Regions from separate parts of the Mus musculus genome. Here region 2 is linked to region 1. A link is a loop called in an ENCODE intact Hi-C map of the cell type or tissue named here. Cell type or tissue: heart. All regions are shown on one strand.

Region 1 (8,000 bases):
GCAACTGTGGCATCTGAGATGTTGGTCTGGGTGAGCCTGTCCAGGAGGAGAGAGGCTTCACACCTGCACCTCTGTACCCAGGTAAGGCCGGGGTTGGTTCTGTGCCTCTATGCTTTATTGTACTCTAGGATTAAAGAATCACCAAGAGGGGCCTTTCTAGAGTAGTAGGAGTGAGTGAGGAAAACCCCCTCTATAAGTGATAGCCAGTTCACATGACTCAGGATCAGAGGCTAGGAGCTTCAGGCTGCTGGAGAGGACCGCAGTAACTATGGGGTTCAGGAAGGGAGGACTCTGAGACCAACCCCTCTTCCCCTTCTGAGTTCCTGAGTGAAATGCCTAAGTGGAGGGCTCTGGAAGGAATCAAAGACATGACTCCTGGGTGTCTGGGAAGATGGATGTGTGGGCATCTGATGAAGGGACTGGGGATTTTAAGGCTTCAGGGTGCTGGAACTAGGTGTTGAGTTGGGGCGGTGAGGAAAAAATCCCAGGCAGGAGGAAGCCAGTCAGTCCTCACTTACCTTCGCTGAATCCGGGTCCAGGTCCCAGCAGCAACAGCAGCAGTAGCAGCAGCATTATTGCCCGTCACAGAGGTGGCCCACACATAGGAGAGTGACAGGTGTAGGACTGACCAGAAGGGCCAGTATACTCACCAATCCTGCCGACCCCCACCACCAGCCCCGCCCCCTACCTCACCTTCTTTCCGTGGGGCGGAGTCAAGCAGGAGTGGTCACCTGGAGCCTTGAGGAGTGACTGTCTCTGACTTCTGCAGATTAGTTCCAAAAAGTAATCCAGACACCAAATGGAATGCTGAGGCCAAAAGGGGATCAGGTTCGGGGATGCCTCCACAGAGTGTAAAGATGCTGCTGACGCTGCAGTTAAAATGCGGGGTGGGGGTGGGGGAGGGAGGGGGACGGTATGCTAATTTTCGCCGTGTTATTCTAATTTACTGTAACATTTTACAACGCGGGTAACTGCTCCTGTGGGGCAGTCACAATTAACACTCTACAATCTCCTCACTAATACCACCACAAAGCGAGAAACTGAGGTAGTCAAGGGTTGTCCCAAGTCAGGCAGCCATTTCTAATAAAAAGAGCTGGAGCCTTGGTGGTGGTGGACTAGAAAGCTAGGTCAGAAGAACGTGAGGAGTTCGGAACCAGCCTGGACTATACAATGAGGCAGACCTCGGAGAGGTGGGGGAGGGGCGCTTACGACACAAGGGCTGGAATGGAGCGAGCAGGATCGTGTGGGAGTTATCTATCCCGTGCAGTCTGCCTCAGGCTTCCCGTTTGTGGATGGTTATGGTTCTTCTGGGGAATGTGTGTAAGCAAGGAGGTGTACTCAACTGATGCCTACTTTTCATACTGAAAAGGCATGATAATTGGGACACATTATTGCTTTTTGCCCCTGAGACTAGCACTATTCAATTGGTCAATAATTTTTGTTGTTTAGATTTCATATCTGATCTGAGTGAAACCTTGGAACCACCCCCCCTCCATGGACAAATTCTAGTAAGGGTAAGAATGATCTCCAGAAAAAAAAAAAAAAAAATGACAAGGTGAATTGGGTTTCCCTGGCTTGAAGGTTCACAACACAGGTTGTACGCCTAGGACCCCAACCCATTCACTGTCATAGAGAGACACTGAGGGTCTGAGAACTGGGAAGCCAGAGGCATGGTGAGATGGCTTAGAGGGAACCACACAAGCCTAGAAACCTAAGTTTGATCCTAAAACCCATGTAAAGGGGGAAGGAGAGAACTGATTCTACACAGTTGTCCTTTGACCTCTGGACTTGTACTGTGCCCTCCCATGCATCATGTTCATATATACACACTAAAATAATTTTAAAATGTTAAGTATTAAAAGTAGGTGGTCCATGCCTTTAATCCCAACACTCAGGAGGCAGAGGCAAGTAGGTCTCTAAGTTTGAGGCCATTCTGGTCTAAATTGTGAGTTCCAGGACAGCCAGGACTACCACAGAGAGACCCTGTCTTAAAACAAACAAATGAACAAACAAACAAACCAAATGAGGAGGAGGAGGAGGAAGAGAAGAAGAAAGGAAGGAAAGAAAGAAGGAAGGAAGGGAAAGAGAGAGAAAGAAGAAAGAAAGAAGAAAGAAAGGGAGAGAGAAAGAAGGAAAGAGAGAAAGAAAAAAGAAAAAAGAAGAAAGAAAGAAAGAAAGAAAGAAAGAAAGAAAGAAAGAAAGAAAGAAAGAAAGAAAGAAAGAAAGGAAGGAAGGAAAAGAAAAGAGAAGAGGGGCCATGAGTAGAACTCATTCCACTTGGTACTCAATCTGTCTTGGTCCCTGCTATGATAATTCACAGGGACAAGTCTTCCTTCCTTTCCTGCTACCCAGTGGGTAATGCTCTTTCCATTGGAGTGTGCGTGCCTTCTACAGTCTCATGTCATGCTTCTTGTGTGGCCATCACTACTCTGCCTGGCCTTGGTCACCACTCAGTCAAACCTTTTTGATATAGGACAGATGAGATTTCAAATACTCCAAGTTTTTAGATTATAGAAAAAGTAAATGACAACCTGAGTGTTCAGCACCCTAAGAAAGGGCATGGCCTCCTGTGACCCCAACACTCAGAGCCACCTGTTCCAGGAGGGTCCCTGCAGATGACCATAGGGCATTGTTTTGAAATTGACGTCCTGGAAGATGCTTGGGTACTCTACTGACAGATGAAAAACAGAAGTTGAGAGTAGGGACAGGACTGCTCATGGTGGTACGTAGTTCCTCAAGACGCTTCATGCAGAGCACTCCGCTCTTGGAGCACCTCCCGTGGGAGTTCTTTCTCACCTTTCCTCAGTTTTGCTCTGTGAAAAAGACATTGACCTCTTGGAAGGCTGAGGTAGAAAGATTGTTGTGAGTTTGAGACCAGACTAGACTATATAGTGAGTTCTAAGCCAGCTTGAGCTACCGAGTAAAAGCATGTCTGAGAAAGCTAGGAGCCAGCAAGATGGCTCAGTGGCTAAGGGCACTTGCTACATTGCCTCGGGACCTGAATCTGATTCCAGGAAGTGTATGCTGAAAGTCGAGAGCCACCTCCCTTCACAGGCACATTAGCCACATTCCCCACCTCCATCAGCTAAATAAATGTTAGAAGAAGAATCAACTCAGGTAGGTCTACAGGCCCAGAGCTGCTTGGGAGGCTGAGGCAGAACGATGGCAAGTTCAAGGACAGTCCAAGGGAGGTCAAGCTCAAAGCTACTGAGTTAGCTCAAGGTCAGCCTGAGCAACTGACATCCTTCTTAAACCAGGGATAAGGGGGTTGAAGAAACAGAGAGCTGGAGATGCTGATCAGTGGATGTGCTTGCTGTTAAGTATGTTTGAGGCTGGAGGTCCAACACCCATTAGTGAGGGAAGAAAAGAAACTTGATTCAGTCCCTCTGCTATTCATTCACCGTGTCCCTAGCATGGACTGACCACCATGTCCTCAAGGGCAGGTCCTTTAATGGAACACAACAGAGGACCAGGTACAGTTTTGTCCCCAGAAGTCTCTACTGACTGTAGGGACAGGATGAAGACATAAGGGATGTGAAGATGGGAGCAGGACAATGACAGGATAGCAAAGGATTTTGGTTCCAGGGTATGAACCTCCATGTCTCAGACTGAATGATCTGTCATTTCCCAAAAGCAGAGCCTGGGCTGTAAAGTATATCCAGGGAGCAGAGAATGGAGCCAGAGGAAGGCAGAAATGCAAGAACAAGTTTCTGTGTCTGAGTGAGCAGAGCTCACACAAACAAGACCTTCTAGGGAATTCATCTAGAAATTGTATCCTAAGTGCCCATGCGGAGAACAAACGAAAGAAGCTCTAGGCTCCTGTCTCTGATTGGTTGAGGGTTGCCCCGTGGAAAATGCTGCAGAGGGTGAAGCTGATGAATCTAGTTATAGCCCTGGTGGTTAGATCCAGGACTGAAATCTGCTGAGATAGAACATGAGGTCAGGGACAGAAATCTTGCAATTCCTCTTCCTCGGGACTTAAAGAAAACTCTCCAAGCCACGTAAGAGATGAACTTTCCAGATACGTAGGAATGTGATGGGACCATGGAGCAAAGACACCAAAGGAAGAGAGACAGACTCAGCTAGGCAGAGGTCCTGCTGCCAATAGGAATTCCTGGAGCAGTGGTACAGGCCGCCCCCTGGTGGACGACCTAGGCCTAAAGATTCTTACCAGGCAGTATTTGATTTAGGTGTGGGCAAAAGGAAGAAACTTATTTTCTGATTATAAAGATTGCAAAGCTGGAGATATATATTTGAAGAGAACTATAGTATTGGAAAAAGAAACAAAGTGTGCACGTGTGCACACATACAAATGAGAGAGAGAGAGAGAGAGAGAGAGAGAGAGAGAGAGAGAGAGAGAGAATTAATGGAGAACACAAGCAAAACAGCTAAACCAGACGATGTGTGCCTGTGATCCCATCAGTCTGCAGGCTGAGGCTGGAAGAACACAAGTTCAGGTCTTGGGTACGTATTGAGTTAAGAGGCAGCCCGGGATGAGTACACACACACCAACCCCCCCCCCCCCCCAGTGTTTGGGTAGCTTGTATGCCTTATCATTAATAACACTGATCATTTCACCTAGCAGGCTGGAAGTTGGGTCACTTGACCAATGAAATGTGGTGAAAGGGACCTAGGTATCTCTTTAGCAGAAGCTTTTAGAGGTAGCAAGTGTCGGTGTCTATCATTCCTTCAGTCTCAGAACTGCTGGTCCCAGTGAAGGCTAAGCACTTAGTCTGTTGTAGTTATAAGGTATTGGAAAGAAATCTTTCCTGTTTGTTTTTCAACACAGTATTTCTTTGTGTAGTCCTGGAACTCACTCTATAGACAAGTAGACAAGGCTGCCTTTGAATTCACAGAAGTTCTCCTGCCTCCTAAATGTTGGGATTAAAGACACACACACCCGCACCAAAAAAACAAAAAACAAAAAACAAAAAAACCTTTTTAAAGTTAAAAAAATTAAATATGGGCTGGAGAGATGGCTCAGCGGTTAGGAGCCCTGACTGCTCTTCCAGAGGTCTTGAGTTCAATTCCCAGCAACCACATGGTGGCTCACAACCATCTGTAATGGAATTGAATGCCCTTTTCTGGTGTGTCTGAAAACAGCTACAATGTTTAGCATATAGCTAAAGTATATATAAGATAAATAAGTAATTCTTTGAAAAATTAATTATGCTTGTATGTATGTCTTTATATAGAATATAACCTTGTGAGTACAGGTGCCTATGGAAGCCAGAAGGATTGCTAGATCCCTGGAATGTGAGAAGTTCCAGGTGATACTGAACCTCCTAACCTTAGTTCTGGGAACCAAATTCTGATGTTCCACAGGATCAGCAACCTCTCTTACCCATTGAACCATCTCTCCAGCCTAAGAAATGAATGTGTACTGTTGTAAAGCTTTGGGAATTGGGCTTACATGTTACTGCACCTAAACCTAGTTCTTATCCTGAAGAACTAATGTTGTTAGAAGAACAACTTTACTTTGCTTACTATGGCCTTCCTGAAATCTTCAGAGAAGACTCAGGGTGAAGGCTTTCCCAAAAATAATCTTTTTTTTTTTTTTTTTTTTTTTTTTTTGGTTTTTCGAGACAGGGTTTCTCTGTGCAGCCCTGGCTGTCCTGGAACTCACTCTGTAGTCCAGGCTGGCCTCGAACTCAGAAATCCGCCTGCCTCTGCCTCCCAAGTGCTGGGATTAAAGGCATGCGCCACCACGCCCGGCTCCCAAAAATAATCTTGATTTATATTCCAAGTATAATCTGGGAGACTTTGGATAATTCATTCCCTTCCATGTGATTTGGTCATCACGAGTGTCAAATTCCTGCGGTAAGCTATAACTTCTGTAAAGAATTTTGCTCTGGAGCTGAGGATAAAATCCAGTGGTACCTTTACCTGCATTTCGTCATTATAAATAAGGGGAACACCCCTCCCTCTCTTTTTTCTCCCTTCTCTTTCTGCCACCACCGCCCCCCACCCCCAATAAACCTCTCACCCATGGAACTGTTTTGGTCTAGTGTGCTGTGTTCAGACATAAGCCGCTGTTTTAATACATCGTTTTGGCGCTGAAACCCAGGAATCAGCAGTAGCATCAACAGCTGCTATGGCACACACCACAGCAGGGGCCGCACAAGCAGTGAGATCACGGCCATGTGGACCATCACCTCTAACTCCTCTGCCTTTATTAAAGAGTTTCAATATATCACTCAATCTTACAGCTTGACTTTCCACGATGTACATATGATACTTACTGATAACTTACTTCCCGAGGAATGCAGGCGAGTTTGGGAGCAAGCAAGAACACGTGCAGACGAAATTCATCAAACAGAGCGGATGGGATCGGAGACAGTTCTAAAAGGCTGCCTTTCTAAGACCAGGACCCTCAATGGGACTATAACTCCACATGTGGTATTTTAGCCAGAGACAGGTTTATTACATGCCTTTTGGCAGGTCTTAGAAAGGCAGCCTTTTAAAAAAAGATTTTATTTATTTTATGTATACGAGTACACTGTAGCTGTCTTCAGACACACCAGAAGAAGTCCCAGTACAGATGGTTGTGAGCCACCATGTGGTTGCTGGGAGTTGAACTCAGAACCTCAGGAAGAGGAGTCAGTGCTCTTAACCGCTGAGCCATTTCTCCAATCCATGAAAGGCAGCCTTAAAGCCAGTAAATTTTGAAAAACTCCAAGAGGTTGTCCAGGACACGCAGGAAAATCCATCTCAATTTTTGGAATGCCTCACAAAGACTTTATTACAGCATACCAATATGGACCCTGAAAACCCAGAAGGTAAGCTACTTCTGATGACCTATTTCTCTTCCCAGAGCTACCCCGGCATAAGAGCTAAACTTAAAAAGCTAGAAAGGGGACCCCTAACTCCACAGGCAGAAGTTTTAGTGCTGGCCTTCAAAGTATACCATAAAAGAGATGAGAAAGTTTGCAAACAACAATACCATATGCTGGCACAGGCTATCCAACGAGCCCCAGTCACTGCCCTTGACTCCTGGTTTTCTAAGACCCAGAGACCACCAGGTACCTGCTACAAATGTGGTCAACAAGATCATTGAGCAAAAGCCTGCACTAACTTCCGCAAGCCAAGGGGGCCATGCCCTAGGTGCCATCAAGAGAGACATTGGGCTGTCGATTGCCCTCATGTTACACAGAACAGAGGGACATCACCCCCAAACAATCCTCTAACTGGTCTCCTAGGCTTGGCTATGGCCGACTGACAAGGCCTGAGCTCCCCTGACCCGACCACTGCCATCACTAGCAGGGAGCCCCAGGTAGATATTGTGGTGTGTGGGCAGCCCATCTCCTTCCTCTAAGACACTAGGGCCACTTACTCAGTCCTGACAGAGTTTTGGGGACCCACTTCTCGCTTTTCTGTTGTCAGGGTAGGAGGACAGTCTTACTTCCCTCACCAGACCCCATCACTTAGTTGTATTTTAAGGGGTGTACCTCTCACCCATTCTTTTTTTGGTAGTGCCAACATGTCCTGTCCTTCATTGGGAAGGGATCTTTTAGCTGAGTGGGGAGCCTCTATTTCCTTTGCTCCTCCCATTCGCCTAAACCCAAGCTCACCAACAGTTCCTCTGTTCCTTCTTCTAGCCAGCCAGCCTACTAACACTACCATGCTATTTATTTCCTTTACTACATTCTCAGGTAGATCCCCGAGGCTGGGACGTCCAGAACCCCTTTGTTTCTAAACACCATTCTCCTGTTGTCATCCAATTACTGGACTCTACCAGGTACATAACCCAAACTCAATACCCCCTCTCTCTCCAGAGCCTCAGGGGTCTTAAGTCTATCATTTCTGACCTTTTCAGAAAAAAGCTTCTTTGCCCTACCTCTTCCCCCTTTAACACCCTTATACTAGCAGTTAAGAAATCTAATGGTACCTATCGCCTCGTTCAAGACCTCAGGCACATTAATTCTGCAGTGGTTCCTCTCCATCCTGTTGTGGGTTGAGAAATAATGGAACCAAGACAACTAGTCTGCTCAAGGTTCAAA
Region 2 (8,000 bases), 290 kb before region 1:
CTCTCTCTCTCTCTCTCTCACAGACACACACACACACACACACACACACACACATTAATGCACTGGGGTGTAGCCTCATGCTAGAGTGCTGCTTAGCATAAAGCCCTGGGTTCCACTCCCAGCACCATGTACACATATACACAAACTAACTACACAAATTTAATTAACAATTTGATAACATGGGAATGAAGGAGCGTGCATATACACATTGCCCCCAAACGCTCCCTTGTGCCTCTTTGACATCTACTTACTTGTTTGAGTGTGGCAAGTACTTACCGCATGAAACCCTCCCCCTGGAAGCTCACGGCACACACTGGCTGCTAGGCGTTATGTTGATAGCAGAGCCCCGGCATTAGTTGCTCTTGCTGGAACTTTAGTTGATGCTCTTTCATGTGCGTGTGAAGAACTGTGTCAGTAGGCATGAGTATCAGTGCACACACGGGATTGGGTCTATGGACATCATCGAGTTTGTTTTTGTCTCTGCGACTGTGGAACTGAGGCTGTTTGGGACTCATGTTCCTGCTGCCTGAGCTCCCCAAGGGCTAGGATTACAGAGGTCCATCACCACAGCCAGCATTGGCTCCTCACAAGGTAAAGAAGTCCTTTCTCCACACAAGACACTCTCGTGAATCTGGCTTGTTGATAAGGATAGACCTCCAGGTTGGCGTGAGTGGTGAAGAGAAGCCAACAAAGAGAGGCTGCCGGTCAGGCTCACAGTTTCCTCAAAAAAACCATGTAAAGGGAAAGCACAAAGAGCAAACAGGCGAGGACCCTGGAGAGCAGGTCGCACTCAACCTGCACTCCCATGGACGAGATGCCAATGAAGAAGCTGTGTCCCTGACTCTGACCTTCTAAAAAGGGCAGGCCTGGCCGGTCCCCACCTCCCCACACCCTACCTGGGCTAACATCGATGCTTAGAAAGTGACATTAAAGAATAAAAAAGAAATATGGACGCTTTCATAAGAAAGTGAACAGTCGTACACATTCCTCCCTTCAAGCCAGGAGAGTGTTTCGGCATGAGCAACACTTAAAAGAAGTGTGACAGAGCTTGGAGTGTGCACTAGGGGGCCTTCTGCTGAGTTCACTGCGCTGTGGCTCTTGTGTTTCCCTGACCAGGAGCCCCCTCAGTCAGGGGAGTGTAGATGGGTGACTCAGTGTGGGCAAAACTGAACCAATGAGTCTGGAAGCCTCACTACATGCAAGATCTGCAAGAGACCTCTTTTCTCCTTTCTTTTCCCCTCTTTCTCCTCTGTTTTCCCTCTTCCTCCTCTTCCTCCTCCTGTTCTTCCTCCTCCTCCACCTTCTTTTTATTTTGGTGCAGGATAGTCTCATGTAGCCCAGGCTGGCCTAGAATTCTCTATGTAGAACAGCCACAAACGTCTGGTCGCCCTGCCTCCATCTCTCATGCTGAGGCACTTACAATCATGTATCACCATGCTGGTTTATGTGGCGCTGGGGATGGATCCCAGGGCTTTATACATGCTTGGCAAGCACTCTACCCACAGCCTCAACATGCTCTGCTCCAAATGCCTCTTGCCCAGTGAGGCTGTGGCCCTTTAACTATCAAACCCTTTAGCCAGCTATTAAAAAAAAGAAAGAAAGAAAGAAAGAAAGAAAGAAAGAAAGAAAGAAAGAAAGAAAGAAAGAAAGAGAATAGAAAAGAAATAAAAACAAAAAACCACAAAACTGGACTTTGAAGAAAATATGAAATTTCCTGATTTAAAAATGTTGGCCTCTGAACCAAATGTATTGCTATTATTTTAGATGCTATTTGGGCCAAATGAATACATCCAGGTCATGTGGACCTGTGGGCAAGCTCTAGGCGAAGAAAAACAACAACAAAAACTTCTGAATCTAGCAGGCATTTATTTTTAAGTTGCTGTCTGTGTAAGAGTCAGGCGATGGCTCCAGTGGATTTCAAAGAAGAGTTCTGTTCCCATGGCAAAGTAGACCTTTCATTTCCATTTAGTCCAGACCTTCTTGTATCTTGCTTCCTTGCTCCTCTCCCTGCTCTTCCACTTCTTCCTCTTCCTCTTCCTCAGCTCCTCCTCCTCCTGTTCCTCCCCCTCCTCCACCACCTCCTCCTCCTTTGACTCCTGCTCCTTCTCCTGCTCTTCCACCTCCTCCTTCTCCTCTTCCTCCTCCTCCTGCTCCTGCTCCTTTAGCTCCTCCTACTGCTCCTCCTGCCCCTCCTTGTCCTCCTCCTCCTCCTGTTTTATCTTTTAGACAGGGTCTCACTATCTACCCTGACTAGCCTGGAGCTGGCATGTAGACTAGGCTTGCCTCAAGCTCATAGAGGTCCACCATGCTAAGTCAAACAGCTGGAGCTGCCACAACCACTCCCAGCTCAGTTTCTCGTCTTCCTTCCTTGTTTATTTTTTGTTGTTGTATGTGATGTTCTTTGTGGGTGTGTGGTGGTCTCTGTGTGTGTTCATGTGGGTGCACATGTGTTCATGTAGAGGCTACAGATCACTGCCAGTGTCTTCCTCAATGGCTTCTCACCTTGTATTGAGCCACATCTCTCACTGAAACTGGAGCATGCCCATTAAGTTAGTCTGAAAGGCAAGCCCCAAGGATTCTCTCACCTCTGCCTCCAGAGGTGTTACCTGCCACGCCCTGCTTTCCATGTAGGTGCTGAGGCAAACTAAGGCCTCCATATTGCATAGCAAACACTTTACCAACTGAACCACCTCTTCAGCCCTTGTATGTTTTTGATAGACACGGCATCCTTTGAGAAGAGGTCCTCACAGTGTAGCCAAGGTTAGTCTTGACTCTCCATGCTTCTGTTTCTGCTCCTCACACATTGGGATTACAGGTATATACCAACAAGCCTAGCTTCCTCTAGTGTGTTGACAGACGTTGGCACCGTGTCTAAAACTGTTAAGCATTCAATCTTCTTCCTCCTGGTGTCTCGGGGCAGGTCAGTCAGGTCACTCTTGTTCACCCACCCACATGCAAATGCTGCCTCTGCTTTGGCTCCAGTGGGTTTGGAAGTTGTCTTCATTAGGGTTCTACTGCTGTGAACAGACATCTTGACCAAGGCAACTCCTATAAGGGCCAACATTTATTTGGGGCTGGCTTACAGGTTCAGTCAATTAATATCAGGGCAGGAACATGGCAGCTTCCAGGCAGATGTGGGGCTGGAGGAGCTGAGAATTCCACATCTTGTTCCAAAGGTAAGTAGAAGACTGGCTTCCAGGAGGCTAGGATGAGGGTCTTAAAGCCCAAGCCCACAGTGATACACCTACTCCAACAAGGTCACACTTCCTAATAGTGCCACTCTCTGGGCCATGCATATTCAAACCACCACAGAAGTGGAATGCTGTGGATGCCAGGGACAGCTAACCACCCCTTACTTACTTAGGAAGGGAGCCTCCGTCACACTTTACAGCATACACTGGCATACCTGTTCCATATCACATGTGGCTGCTCACGACAATTGCTATAATTTATTGAGCACTTACTTTGTGCTTGATCTCTGCAAGGCTCCATGGAGATCATGCAATTTGATCCTTTCACAGCCCCAACATTGCCACTATGGGAACTGAAACTCAAGAGGACCAGAGCTCTGTACTCAGTTGTAGCTGGATCTCTGGTTTCTTTTATTGTAAAGCCATGCTCTCTGCCAGTTCTCTTAGCTTGCAGCATCACCCCCTAACAGGTGTCAATCATTGCCTCAGCCACCGGAAGCCTCAGGCCTCAGGCCAGAATCTCACCTGTCTGTCTGTCTGTCTGTCTGTCTGTCTGTCTGTCTACATGGGACCTCGAGTTCTAACCTCCTGGAAACTTTGACATTGCCACAAATGAAAGATCACCTTGATCTCACCCAGTCAGTCTCTCTCTCTTCCAGTGCCTTCCTCCCTTCTGCTCATTTTCCTAAACAAAGATAGCTGGAGCTCCATTGTGTGCCAGTGGGGCCTGGTGCCAGGGCTCCAGAGCTGGAGAGAATGGATGGCTGCCCCGAGGCTCACAGATGAATGGGGCGGGGGTGCTGATACAAGGATACAATGTAATGAGAGAAGAACACGAGCTCAAGGCTGAAGCAGAGAGAGAAGGCTGGACTTGGAAGCAAAGAGTATGTACCCGGTCAGAAGCTAGGGAAGGTGGTCCAGTGGACTGAGCATCCCCAACCTGGAGGAGTTGGTGCTAAACCTCATCCCCCACCCCCAGATCACACACACAGATCGTTTACTTGCATTCATAGGTCTCCTTGTCTCTACATACAGCCTGTGAACTACATATTGAACTCCCCAGAGGCTCTCTGGGCCTCAGTCTCCCCATCTGTAAAGTGGGAGTTAAGCCAATGGCGGTGATGCATGCATAGAAGAAAGAAGCCACTTTGTAGACCTTTGGGGGGCAGATTTAAAAGAGGCTTTCTATTAGGAGTACTTAACAAAACCACTACCTAGGAGTACTACTAGGAGTACTTAACAAAACCACTACTCATTACTTGTCCTAGGTTGCATTGCCTGGAGAAGACTGAGCTGAAATCAGGAAGAGAGAAGGTACCAGGTCAGTAGGAAAGAGAAATCGGGCAATGTGTGTGTGGCATGGGGGAGGCCCCAGTCTGCTCTGTAGCTGAGCGACTCTCCTGCCATGCAGTGCCAGCTCAGGGTCTTGTTAAGGATGACCATGTTCTCTGTCTGTGGATGATGCTCAATATTCAACTCCAATTCAGGCTCTGCCGGAAACCAAGGGGTTAGCTGGTTAGATTGGTTAGATGCAGGAGGCAAAATAGACTCTGGTGGGGCAAGCAGGCTTCACCACTGAACGGGAAGGCCTGGCTTTTCTCAATCAGGCTTACAGTCTAAATGGCAGAGCGGTACCACTAAAGCAAAGGGAGAGGGGGCTACACGCGCGCGCGCGCACACACACACACACACACCTTGCACTCTCCCACTTCCCGTGGAATCAAGACTCTGGATTGGTGGATGTGCTCTTCTGAATGTGACAACAGTTGGCCAACAGAGGACAGCAGATACATTTTTTATGATCCCGGGAAGCTCAGTCCGGTCACGTTTTCACGCATAGAGCATAGGCTCTGGAGAGGAACAAGGCATGTCTTAGTTATTCGGATCCTCTTTGGCCAAGAAGAGTGATGGCATCTCTGACGATTCTGGGGGTCCTTGGAGAGGAGTGTGGAATGGTGATTTCAGGAGCCAGTTGAGTTAGGGAAAGCTCCCTTATGTTGAAACCAAAAGTACATTTTGGGGGACAGGGTGACAGAACCAGAGGCCATGACCTTCCTTTCCAGTGGAAAGTGTCCCCTTCCTGCCCCAGCCCTATTTCCAGAGCCTGGGGCTGCAAGAGTACCGGTGGACTCGGAAGGAGAAAGCTCAACCTTATGTTTAGGTGTGAAGGCGGGTGGGTTTGGGAGTAACTCTCCGGAACTGAGTGGAGCGGGTCCCTGACATTTAGATTGGGGGTCTTCCAAGGGACTTCGGTCGCCCCATGAAGAGATTTAAGACAGACAAGGAATGGGCGGAAGAGCTGGGGGCGCGGCTAGCTGCCTCTCCTGCTTGTGTGTGTGCGTGTGTGTGTGTGTGTGTGTGTGTGTGTGTGTGTGTGTGTGTGTTGGAGGAAAGTTGGGGGAAGGGCCCAAGGCGATCCCTGCGGCAGGCACCGGGAGTTCCCAAAAGAAGGGGGCAGACCGGAAGACGAGTCTGAATCTTAAGTGGATGCTCCCCCATTTCGGGCACCCCGGCTGCTTCCACCTCCAGCTCACCGATCCCTGGAATCCTGCCTGCTCCCTACTTCACCACCCCCAATCTCCCAGAGGGAGGCACAGTGGCAGTTTCGTCTCTTGGCACATTAAAAGTGGAGAGTCTTCTCCCTCCCCTAGTATGGGGAACCCTAGGATCTGTTGTGTCCCTCTCCGCAGCCCCTCGCAACGGTCGCAAGTGACATGGCCGGGCCGCATTTCTAGGAATGCGAGTGACCGCAACTGTATCTGGAGAGGGTTTCTAGGAAGGTATTCCCCACCCACCCACCCAGCCACCCCCACCCACCCAGTCACTGGGGCGGGCGAGCTCCGCTGGAAAGCTCTAGCCTTCTCCACGGCCGGCCTGAGGAGCCGCCTCCCTAGCACGGCCAACCCTCGGCCGTCCCTGCCCCCGCCCCCGGCCGGCCACTGGACTGGGGGGAGGGGGCAGGGGCCAGGCCCCGTGGGGGGGCGGGGGCCGCCCGGGTGGGGGCGCGGCTTTGTGGCGGGTGCGGAGGCGGGGTGCAGCCCCGTGGGCACCGTGCGCTGCTCGAGCTTGCAGGAAAGCCTGTCTCTCCGAGTGTGGCTGGGGAGGGGGCTGGGTTTCTTTTTGTTTCTAGAAGTCCCCTTCACCCTCGTTTGCCCCCGCGTACCGCCGAGAGGATCGCGTGGAATGGCTGCAGGGCTCCAGGGCGCACCCCACCCCACGCACGCCCTCTGGGGCGCCAGAAGGCGCGGCCCCGGGGGGATCCCTGTTCCCAGGAGGAAGCGCGGTGAGTGTCCCAGCTCTTCCTGCACAGCTCCCTGCCTCGGGCTGGGGCAGGAAGCCGGGCAGGTGGGTGTCCAGGCCCTGGGGCGTGGGGTGCGGGGCGGCTGTCTGCCGGGCTGGGTGGGTGGGGGCCCGAGAGGGGAGGTAGCGGTGGGGGCTCGGGCTCGACTCTTCCCGGGACCCAGCTTGTCTGGGCTGCTACCACCCTGACGGCTGCAGACATGATCCCCACCCGAGCCCCTTTCCCAATGGGGCGTGTGTGAGACCAGGAGGTGGGACAGGGACAAGGCGGCTCCGACTTCCCTAGTGCTAGCTAGGGCTTGGAGATGAACCAGGAGGTAGAAAAATCAACCACCCCGCCCCCACTCCGGAAAACCCATTCGAGAAACTGACTCGCTGCGTGACCCCGATATCAATGCCGCGCAGAGCAAAAGCTGCTGGCTCGCTGCCGCGCCCGACACTCCACGTGCGTCCCGAGGCCCGGCTGGCAGGGCGCGCTAGGGGCCGGTCCCCGAGAGTCTGAAGCAGCTTACTACCTTCCCCTAAATAAAGTTAGGGGACCCCCTCCCTCTAGGAGCAGTTGGCTTTGGCTCTTTGGCTGTAGCCTAGCCGGACTAGTGTAAAATAAATAGATTAAAACTAGGTTTTAGGGTGAGGATCCGGATGTCTGGGACTGAGACGACACCAAGTTGGGGGTGATTAGGAAAAAGATATTTGATTCAGGTCGGGAGGGTGACGGTTCTGGTTTTTCTTGCTTCCAGTCCCACTAAGGGGAGCGGAGGAATGTGCCATTCACGTCTTCTGAGGACACATCCATATTTATAATTTATTTTTAGGAGAAGTTGTGAAAAAGGGAGGGGGCTAAAATGGGGAGAAAAGGTGTGCTTGCAGCGGTGTCCTCTTGGGAACCCAAAGCCTAATTAAGCTATTAAAGATGGAAATAATTTCTCCCAATCTGGATTGAACAGCAAATTTGACTTTAATGAGACAATTAAGAGTATAAACGGAACTTTATTTAGCTGGAGGTGGATGGGGTGGGGTGTTTGAGATTTATGCTTGGTAAAAGGACTTTTCGAGAACCCTGGTATTTGCTGGAATGTTTTCAGACTTGATCATGTGGGATGAATGGCAGAGTTAGACACAGTATCTCCCTCCACAGTGACTCCCTGGCTTTGGGGGGGGGGTGCAGATGAACCTCCCTACAGCAGGAAGAGGTAGGCATTTTTAGTTACTCTGCCTTCTTCCAAACCCTGTCTCTAGGGCAAGGCTGCCCGGAGCTGGGAACTGCGAACCCCAGAGGGGCTCACTTCAGAGAAGAGGCTCTGGAGGCGGTGGGCCCAGAATCGGGGTTTTGAGGGCGAGATGAGTTTGTGTTTTATCCAACTGGCCCACAAAGTCCCGCTTTTGGGGTCATCCTAACAGCAAAGGATTCAGGCCTTGGCAGCGCTGGAGGGAGAACAGTGACCCAACACACCCCAGGCTACCGATCTGAAACTAAAACCTTTAGAGGCAAAGGAAAGCTGTCTCATT

The links. A loop is a pair of places that touch in the nucleus more often than their neighbours do. Peaks named below come from ENCODE experiments on the same cell type or tissue, not always from the same donor. Only the 100,000 strongest peaks of a DNase experiment are listed, where the experiment ranks them.
Region 2: a loop joins it to region 1, with 2.8 times the contacts of the local background. A loop is called at or near these places in 11 of 42 quality-filtered maps.

What each region holds. Positions count from the first base shown.
Region 1 is chr16:13,729,839-13,737,838 of GRCm38, forward strand. It overlaps Pla2g10 (phospholipase A2, group X), which reads right to left and starts at 646. Exons shown (of 4, transcript NM_011987.4): 1 at 519-646. The coding sequence starts at 573. Pla2g10os (phospholipase A2, group X, opposite strand) reads left to right here. Exons shown (of 3, transcript NR_040574.1): 1 at 1-81; 2 at 7,653-7,738. In heart, a CTCF peak has its summit at 4,140 (motif pointing left); a DNase peak (open chromatin) is centred at 4,103; H3K4me3 peaks cover 775 bases; H3K27me3 peaks cover 260 bases.
Region 2 is chr16:13,441,719-13,449,718 of GRCm38, forward strand. Gm32817 (predicted gene, 32817) reads left to right here and starts at 6,234. Exons shown (of 4, transcript NR_169006.1): 1 at 6,234-6,474. It overlaps Gm53058 (predicted gene, 53058), which reads left to right and starts at 6,234. Exons shown (of 5, transcript NR_169187.1): 1 at 6,234-6,474. It overlaps Mir193b (microRNA 193b), which reads left to right and starts at 7,805; the gene lies at 7,805-7,883. In heart, a CTCF peak has its summit at 4,965 (motif pointing right); DNase peaks (open chromatin) are centred at 5,563, 6,283 and 6,953; H3K4me3 peaks cover 3,263 bases; H3K27ac peaks cover 2,868 bases; H3K27me3 peaks cover 495 bases.